2 separate regions of the Homo sapiens genome follow, and region 1 is linked to region 2. Evidence: chromatin loops called from intact Hi-C (ENCODE). Cell type or tissue: CD14-positive monocyte. All regions are shown on one strand. Links, peaks and the distances in the headings refer to the core of each region. The heading gives the core; the rest is flanking DNA. Region 1 overlaps CDH23 (cadherin related 23). Region 2 has its middle 9.6 kb from the start of LINC03139.

Region 1 (4,000 bases), core at 1-4,000, 130 kb after region 2:
GATGAGTTGGGGCTTTTTATCTATTATGATAAAACATATATAATGTAAAATTTGCCATTTCAACCATTTTAAGCCTACAGTTTGGTGGCATTAATTACATTCACAATGTGCAACCGTCACCACTGTCTATTTTCAAAACTTTCATCACTTAGGCTTCTTTTGACCTTGAGCTCTGTGGCATGGGGTCTGCGAAGGCCCTGCTCTCCCTTTTCAGAGAACAACCTGTAGCCAAGGGTGTTCCAGCTGTACCTTGTGGGCTGGGATGAGGACTCTGTTCCCTCTCTTGCCTGGAGCTGCCTGAGCTGTAGGTGACAGGTCTTGTTTCTGAGTGCTCCAGGGGCATAGGGCGGCAGGCACAGGGCTCTCTTTGAAAGGAGAACCGCCTTATCTTCCATGCCTCTGTAGGTTGCTGGGGGTCTAGCTGTGGGACTCTGGGGAAAGGCGGGTCTCCTGCTTCCTGGCCTTCCCTCTCTGAGCCTCAGTTTATGCTCAGGAGGAGCAATGGGAATGGGGCTTCACCTTGGCTACCTCTCTGCCCTTTCAGACATCACGGCTGCAGCCCTGGCTACGGGTGCCTGCATCGTAGGAATCCTCTGCCTCCCCCTCATCCTGCTCCTGGTCTACAAGCAAAGGCAGGCAGCCTCCAACCGCCGTGAGTATTCCTCCCTGCCTGGGGTGGGTGGACGGTGCGAGTGACCTGCTCCAGCCCCCAGTTCAGCCCCTGGGATTCGCAAAGGCACGATGCAGGCACAATTCCTTTTCATTTGAGAGTTGGGAGCAGCTGCACTTCCCGCCAGGAGCTGGGCGAAATGGCCGAGAGAAAGGAGGCATGCCATTTCCGGGGGCCAAGTGCCCACCAGCCCCTTTGGCTCCCAGGCAGTGCTGGCTCGGCACTCAATACATGTCTTCTGAATGAATGATCATATGCAGTAGCTCAAGTTGCTTTATAAAAGCAAGTTGCTGCCACTCAGAGATCCTTGGGGGACCTGTTTAAGGTATGGGCGTGCTTGTTTTGTAATTAGTAGCAATTGTTGGGACAAAAAATGATCTTTGGAATATCAGAAGTGGAAGGGGTCTTACAGACAACTTAGCTCAACCCTTTCTTTTTCCAGATGAGAAGGCTAAGATCAGTGGGGTTACATAACTGACTGAATGTTACGTAACTTAGTAAGTGGCAGAGCTAGGACTCAATCTCAGAGCTTTCAACGCATGCTCTTTCCAGGGAATAGAAGTCCACCATATAATAAAAATGCTCTCACTTACTCCTCATTGCAAGTCCAAGAATTTGGTCCTACCATTGTCCCCATTTTACTGATGGGCAAACGGAGGCACAGAGGGGTTAAGTAACTTGCCTAAGGAACCACACAGCAAATAAGTGGTGGGGCTGGGCTTTAAGTCATGGGCACAAACATCTTTCACCTCCCACCCTGGCCAGGTGACAGTGCCCCTTGCCTAGTTCCTGACCCTGCCCTTGAGTCTTGGTTAGTCTGAGTCCTCCAAGAAGGGGCTAGGGAGTTTTTTACCCTTGCCTCCCCTCCCTGGCCTCTTCCCGTCTGCCTGGCTACAGAGGTAACTGAGAAAGGATTGCTCTGGTGCCAGGTGGCTTTTGGCTCGCAACTTATTTCCTGTGGCCGGCCCTTAACAACTTGTCATCCCTCCCTCCCCTCATTCCCGGGGGCCCCCACGTGAAGCCCCATAGTGGGTCACTCGGGGGCTGTGGCCACCTCACCCTTGCTTTCAGAACTCCCCTATTCCTCTCCTAGAACACACCACAACCTACCTGCAGGAATACCCATGGCTGGGGGTGGGTGGGGGCAGGTAAAGGGCTTGGAACAGAAGAGCAACGCTGGGCAGCAGGGCAGGGGGAGCAGGTGTTGCTGTGCCCTCCCTGGTGGAAGGCTGGCCCAGAGAGCCTGCTCAGGAATGAGGCACTCTCAGGAAAAAAAGAAAAGGAAAGGGCTGGGAGCCTTGAGGACGGCAGTTTGCTGGAGAGGCCAACAGGTGTGGATTTCCATCCTGCTTTGGACTGAGCCTCAGTTTCCCCAGCTCTAAAATGGGACCAACAACCCTCACCCCAAAGGGTGGCACAGAGGATGAGATGAGGGAATACCCGTGTGCACCTGCACGAAGCCTGACCCATGAGTCGGCTGTAAGCAATAGCCATGGTTTGAATAGATTTCAGGAACTTTTGGGTAACTTCCCTGTGTTTGTTCTGTTGTTGTGCCCCTCCCCCACCATCTGTTTCCCCATCGTAATCAGCAGTAAATCTCCTTAAAACGAGAAGCATCTGTGGGAGGACATGGGGTGCTGCATGAAAGAGGGAAGTTGGGGTCACTGCATCTAATTGGTGGCCAGTTTGGGGGGTGGGGTGTCCCAAGGCTGAGGCAAGCGGCAGCAACTTGGATGAGAAGCAGAAAGTGAGTGAAGTGGCTGGGAAGTGATCGGGGACTTGCACCTTGTAAGGTTTCCCTGAGAGATGTCCCCTAGAATGCCACCCTATTAGGCAATGTAGGGGATAGGACAGAGAGGACCAGGAGCCCTCTAATTAGGAACTGACCTTAAACACTCCCACCCAGTAAGTCATGGCTAAAGACCAGAACCTGGCAAATGTTCAAACAAGAGACACCAGTTAGCAAATTCAAGAGTTGACCTTTGCTCGATACTTAAATCCTGAAGGTCTGACACTGTGTAAGTCAAGCCATAGGAGAAAGCGCTGGCTGCCTTTGGTCTCCTGATGGCAGATAGCGTTCTTACACTCCTGGAAAATGCAGATAGAGTTTCATTTATCAGTCGTCAAAATGGGCCCCTCATGGAGGCCCCATCTGCTGGACAGACACGCAGATCGCTTGCTGGACAGCACCCATGTGAAAAGAAATGGAGTCCGGAGCTGTGCAGGGCCCTCCTGGGCTCGCTCCTGTTCCCTGCAGGGCATCTGCCAGCAGGGGCAGGGATGTTGTATGGGGAAGCCTTCCCTTCCATGACCAGCTTCTCTGTCTGTCTGTCCCTAGGTGCCCAGGAGCTGGTGCGGATGGACAGGTAAGGCCCATGGAGACCTTCTTGAGAAAACTTCCTGGGCCGGCTATCCAGGAAGAGATACTTCTGTGCAGTAGGGGCCCTGTTTAGCTGCCTAGAGCAGCTGGTCAGAAGAGCCTCTGCCATCTGCTGCTGAAGCCTGCACATCTGTGCAGATTGGCTGTTCTCCTGCCACCCCGACTCAGCAGGCTGAGCTCTGATTCTGCTCAGATGTGTCATGCACCCACCTTCGGGTCTCAGTGGTCAGCCTGGGCCAGGATGGGGACAGGGAGGAAGCACTGTCTGGGGCAGACAGTGAGACATGCAAAGGAGGCCAGCGGGCCCAGCCCCAGCCACAGCCCTTGAGCTGTGCCTCCTGCCCGCAGAGAACTCCAAGGAGAAAGCTGTTAGGCCGCTGCAGGCCACAAGGGCAGAGGCTGAGGGGTCCCAGAGTGGTGCAGTGGGCTGGGTCTAGGGGCAGAGGGGATGGGGACTGTGTATTGGTGTGCTCTGGGCAGGAAGCTGCCATGCAGCCTGGCCTGGAGGGTGTGTTCAGGGAACCCAAGTTCCTGCCCCGGTACCTGCAACACCAAACACAAAGCTCCTCTAGGTGTTTGAAAGGGATGATCTTCAAGACAGGTTGAAGGAAGTCCTGCTTGCAACTCATCTAGAATCTAAGAGTTGCAGGGGTCTTCAGAAGTTATCCCACTCCCAACTGGGAAGAGAAGAGAACCCCTCCCCTCAGCTCAAGACAGGCTTTGGGGATGTTCGATCCTAATGCCATCAACTCTATTGACCAAAGAGAAACTTGTCCCCAAATTCCTGAGGCTGAAGTTCTAGAAGTGTCTGTGATTTTTGGCTTCCTGGCTGTGCCCGGGGTTGATGGTCAGACCACAGGGAGGAGCTGGGGTCTGTTCTGGTGGGCCCTGATGCCCTCAGCTCAGGACAGGTGGGCAGGTGCAGCCCATGGCCTTTGCTCTGTGGGCCT
Region 2 (15,780 bases), core at 4,680-8,679:
CGCAATATATTGTTTTGATTGAAGAAAATCCAGCCTCCCGCAAACACGGAGTTGGAAAAAAAGACGAGTATTTTGATAGCTTTTTCAGATAATTGTGAATATTCTTCTTTAATGCTACGCCAAAACTTAACAAGCAATTGTTTCTTTAAGGTTGATTATAATGTAGAATCTGAACCCATATCAATGAACATTTCATGCTTTATTATATTAAAATGCACGGGCCTATCTTGTACTTTTGTTTGTTTGTTTGTTTTGGAGAAGGACTCTCACTCTGTTGCCCAGGCTGGAGTGCAGTGGTACCATCTTGGCTTACTGCAACCTCCACCTCCTGGGTTCAAGTGAGTCTCCCACCTCAGACTCCTGAGTAGCTGGGATTTCAGACACATGCCACCATGCTTGGCTAATTTTTCTGTTTTTAGTAGAGCTAGGATTTCACCATGTTGGCCAGGCTGGTCTCGAACTCCTGACCTCAAGTGATCTGCCTGCCTCAGCCTCCCAAGGTGCTAGGATTGCAGGCATGAGCCACTGTGCCTGGCCTATCTTGTACCGTGAATGGCTGTTTTACCTACATGTGATGTGCAGCATCATGTGGCCTCTTTGAAATTTTGTACCCATTAAATCACATACATCTCCCAAAAGATGACATGTCACTGAACAGTGTCAAAAAATAGCATTTGTTAGCACTGCCATCCATCGCATCAGAAAAATCTTTAAATATTGAGAAGTTGTCAAGCTTGTGGTGGTGTACACAAATTTTCCAAAATTCTAATTTTCCCTTGAAAGCTCCAAGTTCCAACTTTATCATTGGCAACAAATGCTTCAGTTTCTTGAAGGGACAGGCTCACTTTGCTCATTTATGAGAAAATGTCTGTCTGCCAAATGCCCAGATCTGAATACCCATCATGTGTCTGTTCGTCGTTCTTTCCCGTATAAACAGTGTTCTCGGCTGGGCGCAGTGGCTCACGCCTGTAATCCCAGCACTTTGGGAGACAGAGGCAAGCAGATCACGAGGTCAGGAGTTCGAGACCAGCCTGACCAACATGGTGACACCCCCCATCTTTACTAAAAATACAAAAATTACCCAGCCTGGTGGTGTGTGCCTGTGATCCCAGCTACTCAGGAGGCTGAGGCAGGAGAATTGCTTGAACCCAGGAAGCGGAGGTTGCAGTGAGCCAAGATCGAGCCATTGCACTCCAGCCTGGGTGACAGAGCAAGACTCCATCTCAAAAATAAATAAATAAATAAATTAATTAATTAATTTAAAAAATAAGATAAACTGTGTTCCCTGGACCAGAGGCTCGCGTGGCTCCACCTCTGACAAGTTGTTTCTGCGAGCCAGTCCCCTGCTCTGGAGCAGGCGCTCTGTGTGCATCCCTGCTTCATCACACAGGAGATCAAAAGGGTATGTACTTAAGTGACACAGGCATATTTTGTCCCCACAAGTGCTTATCTAGGGGAGTGCACAGAGACCTGCCTAGTCTGTGGCCACTGCCTTGCTTCCTGAAGTTCCAGCAGTTTCACCCATAGTGGCTTTTTTTTTTTTTTTTTTTTTTGAGGCTGGAGTGCAACGGCACGATCACGGCTCACTGCAGCCTCTACCACCCGAGCACAAGTAATTCTCCCACCTAAGCCTCCCATGTAGCTGGGACTATAGATGCGTGCCACCATGCCCAGATAATTTTATTATTATTATTATTATTATTATTATTATTACTTGTAGAGACGGGGTCTTGCCATGTTGCCTAGGCTGGTCTGGGCAAACTCTGCGGCTCAAGCTATCTGCCCGCCTCACCCTCCCAAAGTGCTGGGATTACAGGTGCGAGCCGCTGCACCCTGCCCACAGTGGCTTTTATGTCACCAATGCCATCACAGTGAAAAGGCAATACTGTCTTAGGATTGTGAGGGAAGGGTCTTAGGACTCCGGGACTCAGTGGGCAGCTGCTCACATTGCATGGGAAGCATCACAGATACCCAGCCACCAACGCCGATGGTGGAGGATGCTGTTTTGGTGACCTGAACCTGGGAGAGAAGCCGCTATCAGTGCTGTGATTCTCTGAAATGGTTAAACTCTTGGCGAAGTTCCCTACAAAACAAAGTCCAATCTTCCATTCATTTGTGTTCTCAGAGTATGTTTTAAAATATGCAAAAAGGCTGGGTGCAGTGGCTCACACCTGTAATCTCAGCACTTTGGGAGGTCGAGCCAGGTGGATAACCTGAGGTCAGGAATTCAAGACCAGACTGGGCAACATGGTGAAACCCCGCCTGTACTGAATATACAAAAATTAGCTGGGCATGGTGGTGCACGCCTGTAGTTCCAGCTACTCGGGAGGCTGAGGCACGAGAATCACTTGAACCCTGGAAGAGAAGGTTGCAGCGAGCCGAGATTGTGCCACTGCACTCCAGCCTGGCAACAAAGTGGGACTCTGTCTCAAAAATAAAAAATAGGCTGGGTGCCTGTAATCTCAGCACTTTGGGAGGCCGAGGTGGGTGGATCACCTGAGGTCAGGAGTTCAAGACCAGCCTGACCAACATGGTGAAACCCCATCTCTACTGGAAATACAAAATTAGTCAGGCGTGGTGGCGCATGCCTGTAATCCCAGCTACTTGGAAGGCTGAGGCAGGAGAATCGCTTGAACCCGGGAGGCGGAGTTTGCAGTGAGCCGAGATTGTGCAATTGCACTCCAGCCTGGGTAACAAGAGCAAAACTCCGTCTCAAAAAATACAATAAAATAAATAAAAAATAAAATAAAATAAAATATTCAAAAATACCTCATGTTTAGGTGTGAAATGGAGTTTGGTTTTTCAGTGACACGAATATGTGAAAGTGTCTTGTCTCACCCCCAGCCCTCAGCTAGGGTTGCCCCAAAAGTGGTGGCAGAGGAGTTCCCACAAGGGAGTGCCTGAATCATCCTGAAGGGGGGCCAGCTGGGATTCCAAAGAGAGAAGCACGAAGCGCCGGGGTGATGAGTCCAGGCTTTTATTAGGGGAGCTCACTTCCACAGGGCCGTGCACATCCTCAGGCAGCCAGGAGAGAAAGGGAGGTCCACCTAGGTGTGTCCACAGCCATGAGGTCAGGGTGTGGAATTTTTCTGAGGCTTTAAGGAATTGGGCTCAAGCCTGGGGCCAGTTTTGTTCAGGGTTTTGGGCAATAACCTAGACTTCTTTATCAGTGCCTGGGAATGTTCGAGGCCCTGGTTTGGGTTCAAGCCTGCTGGGAAGCCCTGCAGCTGGTTGGGTCATGAAACAGTCAAGGCACTCTAGATTTTCGGTCAGGACACGGAAAGAAAGTGGGACAAACTAGGGGACGCTACAGAAGGGACATTTGAAAATCAGAATACTTTGGACAGTTTTTTTGTTGTTGTTGTTCCAAAGGGCGGCTCTGAGCATTGCAGGATGTTCGGCCGTCCTGGTCTCTGGCCCAAACACCAGCAGTGCCTCCCACATCCCTGCAACAACCCAAACCGTCCCTATGAGTACTCAAAACGCCACGAGGCTCCAGCTCTGCCTGCTGGAGCCCCAAGGATCTAACCCCTCTGGAGCCAAGGACATGTTGCATGCCAGGGATCCCTTACTGGGTGACTGAAGCAGGGTTAGGGTCAGGGGAGGGACCCCAGTGAGCAGTTGATGAGCTCAGGTCGGCCATCTTGTGTGGTGCTGCTGGGAGGGTACAGGCCCAGAGCTGGGCACTTGCCGGGGAGACCAGATGTGTGTGCTGAAAAGTATCTGCATGATCTTGTCTTCAAGGAGCTGGTGAATGTCAGGCCTGGAAGGAGTTGAACAGCCAGGGAGACAGCAGGGCATGTGGCGTTTCCAGACCCTAAACCTGCTGTCAGCCTTGGGATGAGACCTCCCCAGGTGCAGCCTCACCCCTCCAGGGCCTGCATGCTGCGTGCTCTGCTTTTCCTTGGGCCTTCACATATGCCGCATCCTCAGCCTGCGGCACTCTCGCCGACCTGCTGTGTGTGCCTGGTGGACTTCCCTCCGCTTCTCACTTCAGATACTGCCTCCTCCAGGAAGCTCTCTCTGACCCCCTCAGTCTGAGCTGAGTGGCCTTGCAGGCCCTGTACTCACCCACTGAAGCATTTACCCCTCTCTATCCCTATTTGTGGGTCTCTCTCCCTAGTAGAGCTGGGAGTCCACAGAGGGCTCTAATTCTCTCTTGAATTCCCAGGCCTAACATAGGGCTGGCAACCATGGTCAGTAATATCTGTGGGCTGAAGGAGAAGGCAGAAACATAGAGTGGAAGGCAGGGAGGTGTAGGGAGACAGAGTTTGAGGGCAGGAAGGTTTGAAGGGTCAGAGGAGGAGGCGCCTGTGGAGGGTTGCAAAGACAAGAACGGTGCCAAGCCATGGCACGGAGGGAGGGACAAGGGCTGAAGGGAGAGACGCAGAATTCATGGTAGGGCCGGGCCCCAGGGACTCTAGGACAATGGCCCATGCCACTAGCCTGAGGAGTGTGCCCTCCGAGTGAGGACAAAACAAGAAACCATTACCGCGGAAGTGCACAGGCCCTAAAATGTCTAGAGTGCTGAGTTCACAGGACCCTTAAAGATCACAAATCTGAGCCCGGTGTGGTAGCTCACGCCTGTATTCCCAGCACTTTGAGAGGCCAAGGCAGGTGAATCACCTGAGGTCAGGAGTTTGAGACCAGCCTGACCAATATGGTGAAACCTCATCTCTACTAAAATTACAAAAATCAGCTGGATGTGGTGGCGTGCACCTGTAGTCCCAGCTACTTGGGAGGCTGAGGCAGGATAATTGCTTGAACCCAGGAGGCAGAGGTTGCAGTGAGCCGAGATTGCACTACTGTACTCCAGCCTGGGCGACAGAGAAAACAAACAAACAAACAAACAAAAAACAAACCACTAGTCTGATTGACCATTGTATAGATGAGGAAAACCAAGGCCGAGTCCAATGTGACATTTCTGGGGTCAAGGCCAGTCTGCCCCTGGAGAATTTCTTGTCCATAGAGGCTTAGGGTTTCTTATGGCAAAATACTTCCCCTACTGCACTCACTTGCACTCCAATTCCCGCTACTATGCATTTCTTCAGCTTAAGGCACCTAAAGCAGAAATGTCAGTTTCAGATCCCACAGGGCTCCCATGGCTGGGTGTGGACACTTCCCATGGCTCAGTGGAGCATGCATGACCCTGCAAGAACAGGTCAAACAGGCCGTGTGATCCCTTGATCTGAACTGTTGGCTACTAACTGAAATTATGTTTAAAAACCAGACATGATGCCTTTAAGACTGTGCAAGTCAAGCAGATCCTTTAGGGGACAGACTCAGTGGCCAACTGTCTGGGAGGCCCAGTTGGGACTTCCCATGATTTTGGAAATGGACTTCCTCATTATTTTGGAAATCCCCCAGAAGGGTATCCTTGGAGCCTCTTAGTCACCGATACCAACGGTACCATACTCAGAGATGTTTTCCAAAAGGAGGCTCAAATTGGGAGGGCTTTGGGGGGCTGGAGGATGGTAGGGAGGGAGGAGGGGAGCAGAGGGCAGAGGGGAAGCTGGCCTGTACAGGATTGAAAAAAAGAGAGAAGGAAAGTTGCTTCCTTCTAATGTGCTCATTTATGCCATTCATACAAAATTCCTGAGTTTGTTTAACTCCTTCATTTTATTTTTATTTTTTAATCACTTTTTTTTTTAAAGACAGGGTCTTGCTCTGTTGCCCAGGCTGGGGTGCAGTGGCAAGATCTCCGCTCACTCTAACCTCTGCCCCCCGGGCTCAAACGATCCTCCTGCCTCAGCCTGCAGGTAGCTGGAACTACAGGTGCCACCACACTGGGCTCACCTCCTTCATTTTAGAGCTGAGGAAATGGAAGTCCAATAAAAGAGTGACTTGCCCAAAGAACCAGCAGGTGGTGGCAGGGCTACCCTGTGGTAGGGGTTGGGGGCAGAGGTAGAATCCAGGTCTCCAGGCTCTTTCCTCTCTCAGGAAGAAGGTGAGGGTGAGTGTGCCCGGCGCTGGCCTCAGCACCACACAGCTTATCTCCATTTTACAGGGAGAGGGAAGAACTCTTACAAGGTTCCACAAGCAGCCGGTATCGGCATGGATGAGACCCCCTCAGGTTGGATAAGTTCGCAGGAGAGACAATTTCCCATGGGCTGGGAGAGACGGTTGTTTCTTGGAAGAGATGGCCCCAAAGGGTGGACAGGAAGGGATAGAGAGAGAGAAACAGAGAGAGGAGAGGGAGAGAGAGAGAGAGAGAGGACACACAGAGAGAGTTAAAGATCAATAAACAGCGGGGAAAGGTGTGAAGTGACAACTGAGCCCTTCCACAGACTCTCTCCCTAGTTCGACTGCCCCCCACCCCCACCCCCAAGGGACCCACTCGACGCTGCCCGCGCATGCCCCAACCCGTTCGTGCCCCCGCCTGGCCGCGTGCAGTCTCGCGGATGCGTCAGGCCACGAGTGCGCCACTGCTCGCCCCGCGCTGCGTCCCAGCAGACCTGCGCGCCTCTCCTCTGCCCCGGTCTGCGCCCTCAACCCCGCGCTTCCGCTATATTCCGGAGGAATCTGAAATCAGATTCAGATGTGAAGCGCGGTTTCGGATCCTCTTTCGCTTCTCTATCTCGAGAAACTTGAAACTGCGTCCTCTAGGATTGCATCAAACTGCATCTTGAGCGTGGAGGAGGACTGCTGAGCCCCACGGGTTCGCCGGGCTGGAGAGGTCTTGCGCAACCTGAGGGTTGGGGAGAGAGGGGTGTTAGCGGAGGGAATGGGCCCTGACGGCCCTAGAAGCTTCCCCGAGCGCCTCCCACCTCCAGCGGACTTGCTGTTAAAAACGCAATTAATGCGTCCTGTGAGTCAGAATAAGGATGACTACTTATGGAAGAGGAAGGAGTGACTGGGGTGGGGCGCGTGGAGAGACTTCTGCTGTGGCTGGCAAAGTTCTTTTTCTTGGTCTCGGAGGCAGTTCACTTTGTAGTAATTAGTTAAGCCGTACATCAGAACCATTGGATTCTGTATCCGGGTTTTATTTTTACAATAAAAATACGTTTAAAATAATCAGTTACAGTTATAAAACTGAAATTCTTCCCATTCTAATTTTCTTTCTCTTTTTCTTCCTTCTTTCTTTCTCTCCTCCTCCTCCTTTTTCTTCTTTTGTTGTTGTTGTTTTGTTTTTTATTTTTTATTTATTTATTTGAGACAAGAGTTTTGCTGTTGCCCACGCTGGAACACAGTGGCACGATCTGGCTCACTGCAGCCTTGACCTCCTGGGCTCAAGCGATCCTCCCTCCTCAGCTTCCCGAATAGCTAGGATCATAGGCGTGGACCATCACACCCGGCTAATATTTTTTATTATTTATGTAGAGACAGGGTCTCGCCATGTTGCCCAGGCTGGTCCTGAACTACTGGGCTCAAACGATCCTCCTACCTCAGTCTCCTAAAGGGTTGAGATTACACGTGTGAGCCACTTTGCCCGCCTGAGCAGCTTTTTAAGTCAGGCATTGAGTCAGTATCTCTGGGGACTGAGAAGAGGTATATATTTTTAAAGTTCCTCCAGTTTTTCAAAAGGGCAGCCAGGATTGAGAAACACTGGGCTATCATGGTGGGATTCCATATTAAGATTTTGAAAGCCACAGGCCTTGAAGAAGGAAGCAGAGGCTCCCAGAAGCCCAGGTGGATGCTCTGCCTGAGCCCTCCCAGCAGGCGAGGTGCAAAGCTGGCCTGGAGCAGGAACTCCCACTGCCCACGCCAGGGCTCTGCCCTCAGACCACCCTGAGTGTGCCTCCTTCATGCAAATTTCTCTGTCTTCAGATTGGAGATCATGGGGTAAAGATATATGTATATGTGTGTGTGAGAGTATATATATATATGATATATATATATATATGATATATATGATATATATATATAAAAGATATATATAAGGTGTATATATATAAAAGATATATATAAGGTATATGTATATATAAAAGTATATATATATTTTTTTTAAATTAAGATTTAGGCCAGGCATGGTGGCTCATGCTTGTAATCCCAGCACTTTGGGAGGCTGAGGCAGGTGGATCTCCTGATGTCAGGAGTTCGAGACCAGCCTGGCCAACATGGTGAAACCCCGTCTCTACTAAAAATACAAAAATTAGCTGGGCATGGTGGCACAAGCCTGTAATCCCAGCTATTCGAGAGGCCGAGGTGGGAGAATTTCTTGAAACTGGGAGGCAGGCGGAGGTTGCAGTGAGCTGAGATTGTGCCACTGCACTCCAGCCTGGGCAACAGAGTGAGACTCTTGTCTCAAAAAAAACAAAAACAAAAACAAAAACTAAGATTTATATTACTGTTGCAATTATTAAGGCAATGCAGTTCTAATAAATAACCATCCAAAGATGTACATAAATGCAATTCACAAAATAAGAAATCCACATAGGCTGTAATCATGGAAAAGGAGTCTCACCAAGTTTTAAAGAGACACAAATTAAACCAACAATGAAACATTTTCTCACCTATACCATTGGCAAAGATAAAATGCTAATGCTGCATAAATATGGGGAAATGAGTACTACCTTCAAATTCATACCTGTACAATCTTCTAAAAGGAATGTATTAATGTGGAGGAAAAGCATTAAACATGCCTTCTGTTTGCTCCAGCAATTACACTTCTAGGAAAAACACATGTGCCGAGGTATATGTTCATTGCAGAGTCATATGTCATGATTAAAGTAATTGGAAACAGCACAAAAATCCAGAGATAAGAGATTTGTTACCAAAAAAAAATTCTGCATCCTACAGTGGAAATTAAGCAGCCATCAAATAGAATGAAGTCTTTAAGTTAAAAAAAAAGAAAAAAGAAAGAAAAGAAAAAAGGGCTGGGCGCAGTGGCTCACACCTGTAATCCCAGCACTTTGGGAGGCCAAGGTGGGCGGATCACCTGAGGTCGGGAGTTCGAGACCAGTCTGACCAGCATGGAGAAACCCTGTCTCTACTAAAAATACAAAAAAATTGGCCGGGCGTGGTGGCTCATGCCTGTAATCCCAGCTACTCGGAAGGCTGAGGCAGGAGAATCGCTTGAACCTGGGAGTAGAGGTTATGGTGAGCCGAGATTGGGCCATTGCACTCCAGCCTGGGCAACAGGAGCAAAACTCCATCTCAATAAATAAATAAATAAATAAATAAATAAATAAATAAATAAATAAAAATAAAGGGAGGAAGAAGGAAGGAAAGGAAAGGAAAGGAAGAGGCAGCCAGGCACGGTGGCTCACACCTGTAATCTCAGCAATTTGGGAGGCCAAGGCGGGTGGATTGTGTGAGCCCAGGAGTTCAAGACCAGCCTGGGCAACATGGTGAAATCCGATGTCTACAAAATATACAAAAATTAGCCAGGCCTGGTGGTACATGCCTATATTCCCAGCTACTTGGGAAGCTGAGGTGAGGATGACTTGAGCCCGGGGAGGTCAAGGTTGCAGTAAGCTGTGTTCACGCTATTGCAGTCCAGCCTGGGTGACAGAATGAGAGCTTATCTCAAAAAAAACAAACAAACAAACAAAAAAAACAGAGATTGAGTCTGGCCAGGTGCAATGGCTCACGCCTGTAATTCCAGCACTTTGGAAGCCTGAGGTAGGAGGCTTGCTTGAGGTCAGGAGTTTGAGACCAGCCCGGCCAACATAGTGAAACCCCATCTCTAAAAAAAAAGGTTTTTTTAAATAAAGAAAAAATGTTAAATATAAAGGGGATGAGGCTGATTGATCTATATGAATTGATGTGGAGAAATGGATATATCATGTTACATGAAAAAATAAGTTCCAAAACAGTAGTTCTATATACACACATGTATATATGTGTATGTATTTGTGCATACATGCATGTCCATGTGTGTATATATATATACACACAGGTATGTGTATATGTGCATAAGTGCATGTATAGATACGGATGTGTATATGTAGTATGTATGTGTATATGTATGTATGCGTGTTGTAACCCAGAAAAGTGTCTGAGGCAAGTCTCCATCAATATTTAGAGGTCTATTTTGACAAGACTGAGGACGTGCCCCAAAAAAGAGGCATATGCCACAGTGGGATCTGTGGCCGCATAATTTTTTCAGAGAAGATTTTGAGGGCTTCAGTATTAGAAGGAGAAAGAGCAGGCAGGAGGGAAAGTGGGGAAGGAAAAAAAAAGGAGGGTAGGCAGTGAGATAAGGGGGCACATTTCTGTGAGGCTTTGATTAGTGCTCACCAAATCCACGTGTTACCTATGAAAGGAGAGGGTGGAGGCACAGGCAATTATGCCTCTGTCGCCGGCTCAGTAAATCTGCATTTGTCTCTGGGTGGCTGGAGGGGTGATTTCTAGTCTTGTCTTTGTCTTATACCTGTGAAGATAAGGTGTTAATGTACATGGTCAGGGTGAGGGAAGCCACCAGCGGAGACACGGTCTTCTATTTTGTAGCTATCTGCTTAGAAACAAAAAGAAAGGCAGTTTGACCAGGTGTGGTGGCTCACGCCTGTAATCCCAGCGTTTTGGGAGGCCGAGGCAGGTGGATCACCTGAGGTCAGGAGTTCGAAACCAGCCTGCCCAACATGGTGAAACCCCATTTCTACTAAAAATAAGAAAATTAGCCAGGCATAGTGGTGGGCACCTATAATACCAGCTACTCAGGAGGCTGAGGCAGGAGAATCGCTTGAACCCAGGAGGCAGAGGTTGCATTGAGCTGACATTGTGCCACTGCACTCTAGCCTGGGCAACAGAGTGAGAATCTGTCTCAAAAGAAAAAAAAAAGAAAGAAAGAAAGAAAAAAAGAAAGGGCAGCTTTTGGTGTGACTCAGTTTCCAAGCTTAACTTTTCCCTTTGGCATAGTGAGTTTGGGGTCCTGAGATTCTATTTTCCCTTCACTCTGTGTACGTGTATATGTGGGTGTCCATGTGTATATGTGTATATAGGTACAGGAATGTGACCACTTACCTCACTGCCTGTGTTTTATGTGTGTGTGCATGACTAAGAAAATATTAACTATTAACACTGGTTATCTCTGGGCAGTGGAATTACAGGGGTTCTTTCACTTTTTACTCTCATACATATCTATATTGTTTGTATTTTTATTTTTTTACCAGCAGAATGTACTGTTTTTTGTTTTTGTTTTTGTTTTTGTTTTTTGAGACAAGGTCTTGTTCTATCGCCCAGGCTGGAGTGCAGTAGCACGATCTGGGCTCACTGCAACCTCTGACTCCCAGGTTCAAGCGATTCTCATGCCTCAGCCTCCCAAGTAGCTGGGATTACAGGCATATGCCACCACAGCCTGGCTAATTTTTGTATTTTTAGTAGAGACGGGGTTTCACCATGTTGGTCAGGCTGGTCTTGAACTCCTGACCTCAATTGATCCACCGGCCTCGGGCTCCCAAAGTGCCACCATGCCTGGCCATACTGATTACTGATTTTATAATCAGAAAAGAAGTGTAAAATATTTTTCATTTTTAAAGAAAAAAGCAGGCCGGGTGCAGTGGCTCACACCTGCAATCCCAGCACTTTGGGAGGCAGAGGGGGGCGGATTACCTGAGGTCAGGAGTTCAGGTGGCTAACATAGTGAAACCCTGTTTTTACTAAAAATACAAAAAATTAGCCAGGTGTGGTGGTGCGCGCCTGTAATCCCAGTTACTTGGGAGGCTGAGGCAGGAGAATCACTTGAACCCGGGAAGCAGAGGTTGCAGTGAGCTGAGATTGCATCATTGCACCCAGCTTGGGCAACAAGAGTGAAACCCTGTCTGGAAAAAAAACAAGCAATACATATATATTAAAGAAAATGCCAACAAGAAGAATAAAAAACCCAAGTTCCCCAAGTTCTCCCCAGTTCCATCCCACAAAAGCCACTGCAGTACCGTTTTGGCCCATTTGCTTCCTATCTTTCTCCTATGCCTTTTTAAAATAGCTGTTGTTATTCAGCATAAATTATTTCACATCCTGTTTTTCTACACCTGACTTCTTGATGTTCATATTTTTCTCCGTTATGAAAAAGCCCTCACAAATGGCCCTCTGATTGGGCCTATAACATGTTGTGACTGTCTTGATTTTCTTAACAGCTTTCTTATTGTCAGACATTTGGCTCATCTCCAGTCTTTTACCATTGAACTAATGCCCTGATCAGCATCTCTGTATGAGTGTTTTCCTGGCCATAGGCCTTAGGACGCATTCCCAGCTGTTAAATTACTGGGCTAACGGAAAGGAACACATTTGAGTCCCTGACTCCTCATTGCCAAATTGCATTCTGCGCAGGTGGAGCCGTGGTGCCCCTCGAAAGATAATTTTTCTTTCGTTTTCTAGTAAGTCCAGTTGCTTTTCTGAATCTTCTTCCTGCAAACAGACTCAGTTTTCCCTGCTTCTGTCCTCCTTCCCCGTGGTTTAATGGACAGAGAAGGTCCTGTGGGTTCAACTCATAGCTGGGTCTAAGGCTGGCTATGTAGCTTTGGGAAAATCACTTGCCCTCCCTGGGCCTCCTCCATGTCTCTCCTCTAGCTCTTGCCTTCCTTCCCACGTGGCTTGAAAGATAATGTGCCTGACTTTGCCTTCCAGAGGTCAGATGGGGTTGGATAGTACTGTTATCTTTCTTCTCCAGGATAGCAGCAAACCTTTCCCTCCAAGTTTTCCTCCAGAGATCTGGCAAGAAATGTTCCCTTCGTTTGTAAGGAAGGCCTTCTGGTTTCCTACCTGGCACCATGGAGTGGAAAGGTGACCTTTCCTAGAACATCTCCCCAAGGCCAGCCTTCTCCCAAGAGAAAGAAAACAGGGCCTGTTGGCTCACGGTTCGTTCTGTTTTCCCTTCCTTGAAAATCAGGGTAGAGAAGCTCCAAGTAACTTTCCTCCTCCTTGGCCTGCCCAGAGGCCAAACAAGATTGTTACTGAAGACTCAGGGAGGCTGGGCATGATGGCTCACACCTGTAATCCCAGCACTTTGAGAGGCTGAGGTGAGTGGATCACAAGGTCAGGAGTTCAAGACCAGCCTGGCCAACGTGGTGAAACCCCGTCTCTACTAAAAATACAAAAATTAGCCAGGAATGGTGGCAGCCACCTGTAATCCCAGCTGCTTGGGAGGCTGAGGCAGAAAATTGCTTGAACCCAGAGGCGGAGGTTGCAGTGAGCTCAGATCGTGCCACTGCACTCCAGTCTAAAAAAAAAAAAAAAATTGCCGGGCATGGTACTGGGTGCCTGTAATCCCAGCTACTCAGGGGGCTGAGACTGGAGAATCGTTTGAACCCAGGAGGCAGAGGTTGCAGTGAGCCGAGATTGCACCTGGGTGACAGAGTGAGACTCTATCTCAAAAAAAAAGACTCAGGGAAACAGCACTAGAAACCCTGGATTCACCCATTCCCACATGCATGGGAAGGAGAGAAAAGACATCATCTTTGTTCATCCCTCACAAGTTCGTGATTGAGGCATTCTCCTCAAACAAAAGATAGATTGACAAGAAAAAGAAGCAATTTTATTTTTAACACGTGCTATGCCCATCATGTGGGAGAAACCTCAGTTCAAAAATATCTTTTGAAGGCTGGGCACAGTGGCTCACACCTGTAATCCTAGCATTTTGGGAGGCTGAGGCGGGGGAATCACTTGAGGCCTGGAGTTTGAGACCAGCCTGGGCAACATAGCAAGACCTTCGTCTCTACAAAAAAATTTACAGTTAGCTGGGCATGGTGGCTCAAACCTGTAGTCCCAGCCACTTGGGGGCAGGATCGATTGAGCCCCAGAGGTCAAAGCTGCAGTGAGCCTAGATTATGCCACTGCACTCCACCCTAGGTGACATATCAGGACCCTGTCACACACACACACACAAAGGCCGGGCACAGTGGCTCATGCCTGTAATCCCAGCTACTCGGGAGGCCAAGGCGGGTGGATCACCTGAGGTCAGGAGTTTGAGACCAGACTGACCAATATGGTGAAACCCTGTCTCTACTAAAAATACAGAATTGGACTCACACCTGTAATCCCAGCTACTCGGAAGGCTGAGGCAGGAGAATTGCTTGAACCTGGGAGGCAGAGGTTGCAGTGAGCCAGGATCGTGCCATTGCACTCCAGCCTGGGTGACAGAGCAAGACTGTCTCAAAAAAACAAAACAGAACAAAACAAAACAAAAAAATGTCAAGGAGGCATATTTTAGGGGTGGAATACTCTGGTTTCCTTCAAATGTATCAGTTCATTGTTACATTTATTCATGAAATAATTTGCTTAGTCACCTATTTAACTAGGGTTCCTGAAGGCCTTCTGTGGGGTGCCTGGCTTGGTGCCCTTGAGATGTGCCTGGGAGCCAGCTTCTGCCCCTTAGCATCACATGCTGAGGGAGGCATTGTGAGACAGTCATGGCTTCCCCTTCAGGCCTGCTGAGCTCTGCATGGCCCGGCTCACTTCCACCTCATGCCCAGCTCAGCCCTCCTTCTGCCAGACACATGTGCACCCAGGACTCTGCCTGGAAGATGAGCTCTGTGCCCCACCCCTCTGCCAGGCTGACTCTTGCCTATGCTTGGGTCTCAGCTCAGATCCGCCTGCTCCCAGAAGCCTTCTACGGCTGCCCAATTCTGGACTGGGTGGCTTCCGAGGCAGCCCCTCCCTTTAAATCTGACCACATGCCCTGTGGTCTCTGCCCCTTCTCTTGTAGGTCCCCCCCCCACCCCTGACCGCAGACTGTAACCTCTGGAGGGCAGAGATGGTATCTGTCTCATTAAGCCTTGGATCTGTTTTATCCCAAACAGTGTTCAGCATGCCCTAGGTGCCCAGTAAACACATGGGGAGAGGGGTGAAAGGTGTAAGGATTGCTGGGAGCAGCAGGCAATGTGCAGCGTAGCTCTCTGAAAGATACAGACCTCAGAAATGCTGCAGGAGCCCGGTGGGGCTGGGATGATGAGAGGAGACCTCCAGGATGCAGGGGGCATGCGCTGGCCTTGCAGAGTAAACAGGCACCAGACGAGCCGAGGGGAGGAGAGGCACTCGGGTGAGGCAAGCGGCATGAGCAAAGCACAGACGGTACACAGCATGGTGTGTACACATGAGCCAGTATTGGCTGGAGTAGAGGCATGGGCAGGGAGGTCCATGGGACAGGTGGGCATTGCAGGTTGAGGTCACTGGGGCAGAATGTTGTGGGAGCATGCTGGAGAGGTGGAGAGGTGGAGGGGAGAAGGAGAATAGAGCATTGACTGCCAGGGAGATGAATTTGGCATTGATCCCATGGGCATTAGAGAGCCAAAAGAGACTCTATCTCTGTTTTTTGTTTTTTTTTTTTTTCTTTCTTTTTTCTTTTTTTGAGACAGGGTTTCACTGTTGTTGCCCAGGCTGGAGTGCAGTGGTGCAATCTCAGCTCACTGCAACCTCCTCCTCCCAGGTTCAAGCGATTCTCCTGCCTCAGCCTCCCAAGTAGCTGGGATTACAGGTGCCCGCCACCACGCCTGGCTAATTTTTATATTTTTAGTAGAGATGGGGTTTCACCATGTTGGTGAGGCTGGTCTCAAACTCCTGACCTGAGGTGATGCACCTGCCTCGGCCTCCCAAAGTGCTGGGATTATAGGTGTGAGCCACCTTGCCTGGCCGAGAGTCCATCTTTAAAAATAAATAAATAAATAAATAAATAAAAAGTAATTTTATTTGAAAAACAGGAAGACCAGGCATGGTGGCCCACACTTGTAATCCCCACACTTTGGGAGGCTGAGGCAGGAGGATTGCTTGAGGCCAGGAATTTGAGACCAGCCTGGGTAACACAGTGAGACCCCATCTCTACAAAAAAAACTTAAAATGATCACTGCTCAAACCTAAGCCAGTAATAAAAAAAGAAAAAAAAGGGCTGGGCACGGTGGCTCACAC

What was found. A loop is a pair of places that touch in the nucleus more often than their neighbours do. Peaks named below come from ENCODE experiments on the same cell type or tissue, not always from the same donor. Only the 100,000 strongest peaks of a DNase experiment are listed, where the experiment ranks them.
Region 1: it touches region 2 in a loop (4-fold over the local background); 2 of 110 quality-filtered maps call a loop at or near these places.

The regions. Positions count from the first base shown.
Region 1 is chr10:71,752,011-71,756,010 of GRCh38, reverse strand. All of the region lies in intron 38 of CDH23 (cadherin related 23), which reads right to left. VSIR (V-set immunoregulatory receptor) reads left to right here. Exons shown (of 7, transcript NM_022153.2): 4 at 545-652; 5 at 3,009-3,036. Among named protein-coding and RNA genes, the nearest start is that of VSIR, 20 kb to the left of the region's middle. In CD14-positive monocyte, for the core only: no CTCF peak of the experiment used is centred there; DNase peaks (open chromatin) are centred at 1,170, 2,260 and 3,285; H3K4me3 peaks cover 4,000 bases; H3K27ac peaks cover 4,000 bases.
Region 2 is chr10:71,879,757-71,895,536 of GRCh38, reverse strand. No RefSeq gene overlaps it. Among named protein-coding and RNA genes, the nearest start is that of LINC03139, 9.6 kb to the right of the region's middle. RefSeq lists a silencer at 6,370-6,459. In CD14-positive monocyte, for the core only: CTCF peaks have their summits at 5,964 and 6,349 (motif pointing left); DNase peaks (open chromatin) are centred at 5,286, 6,566 and 7,496; H3K4me3 peaks cover 2,784 bases; H3K27ac peaks cover 4,000 bases.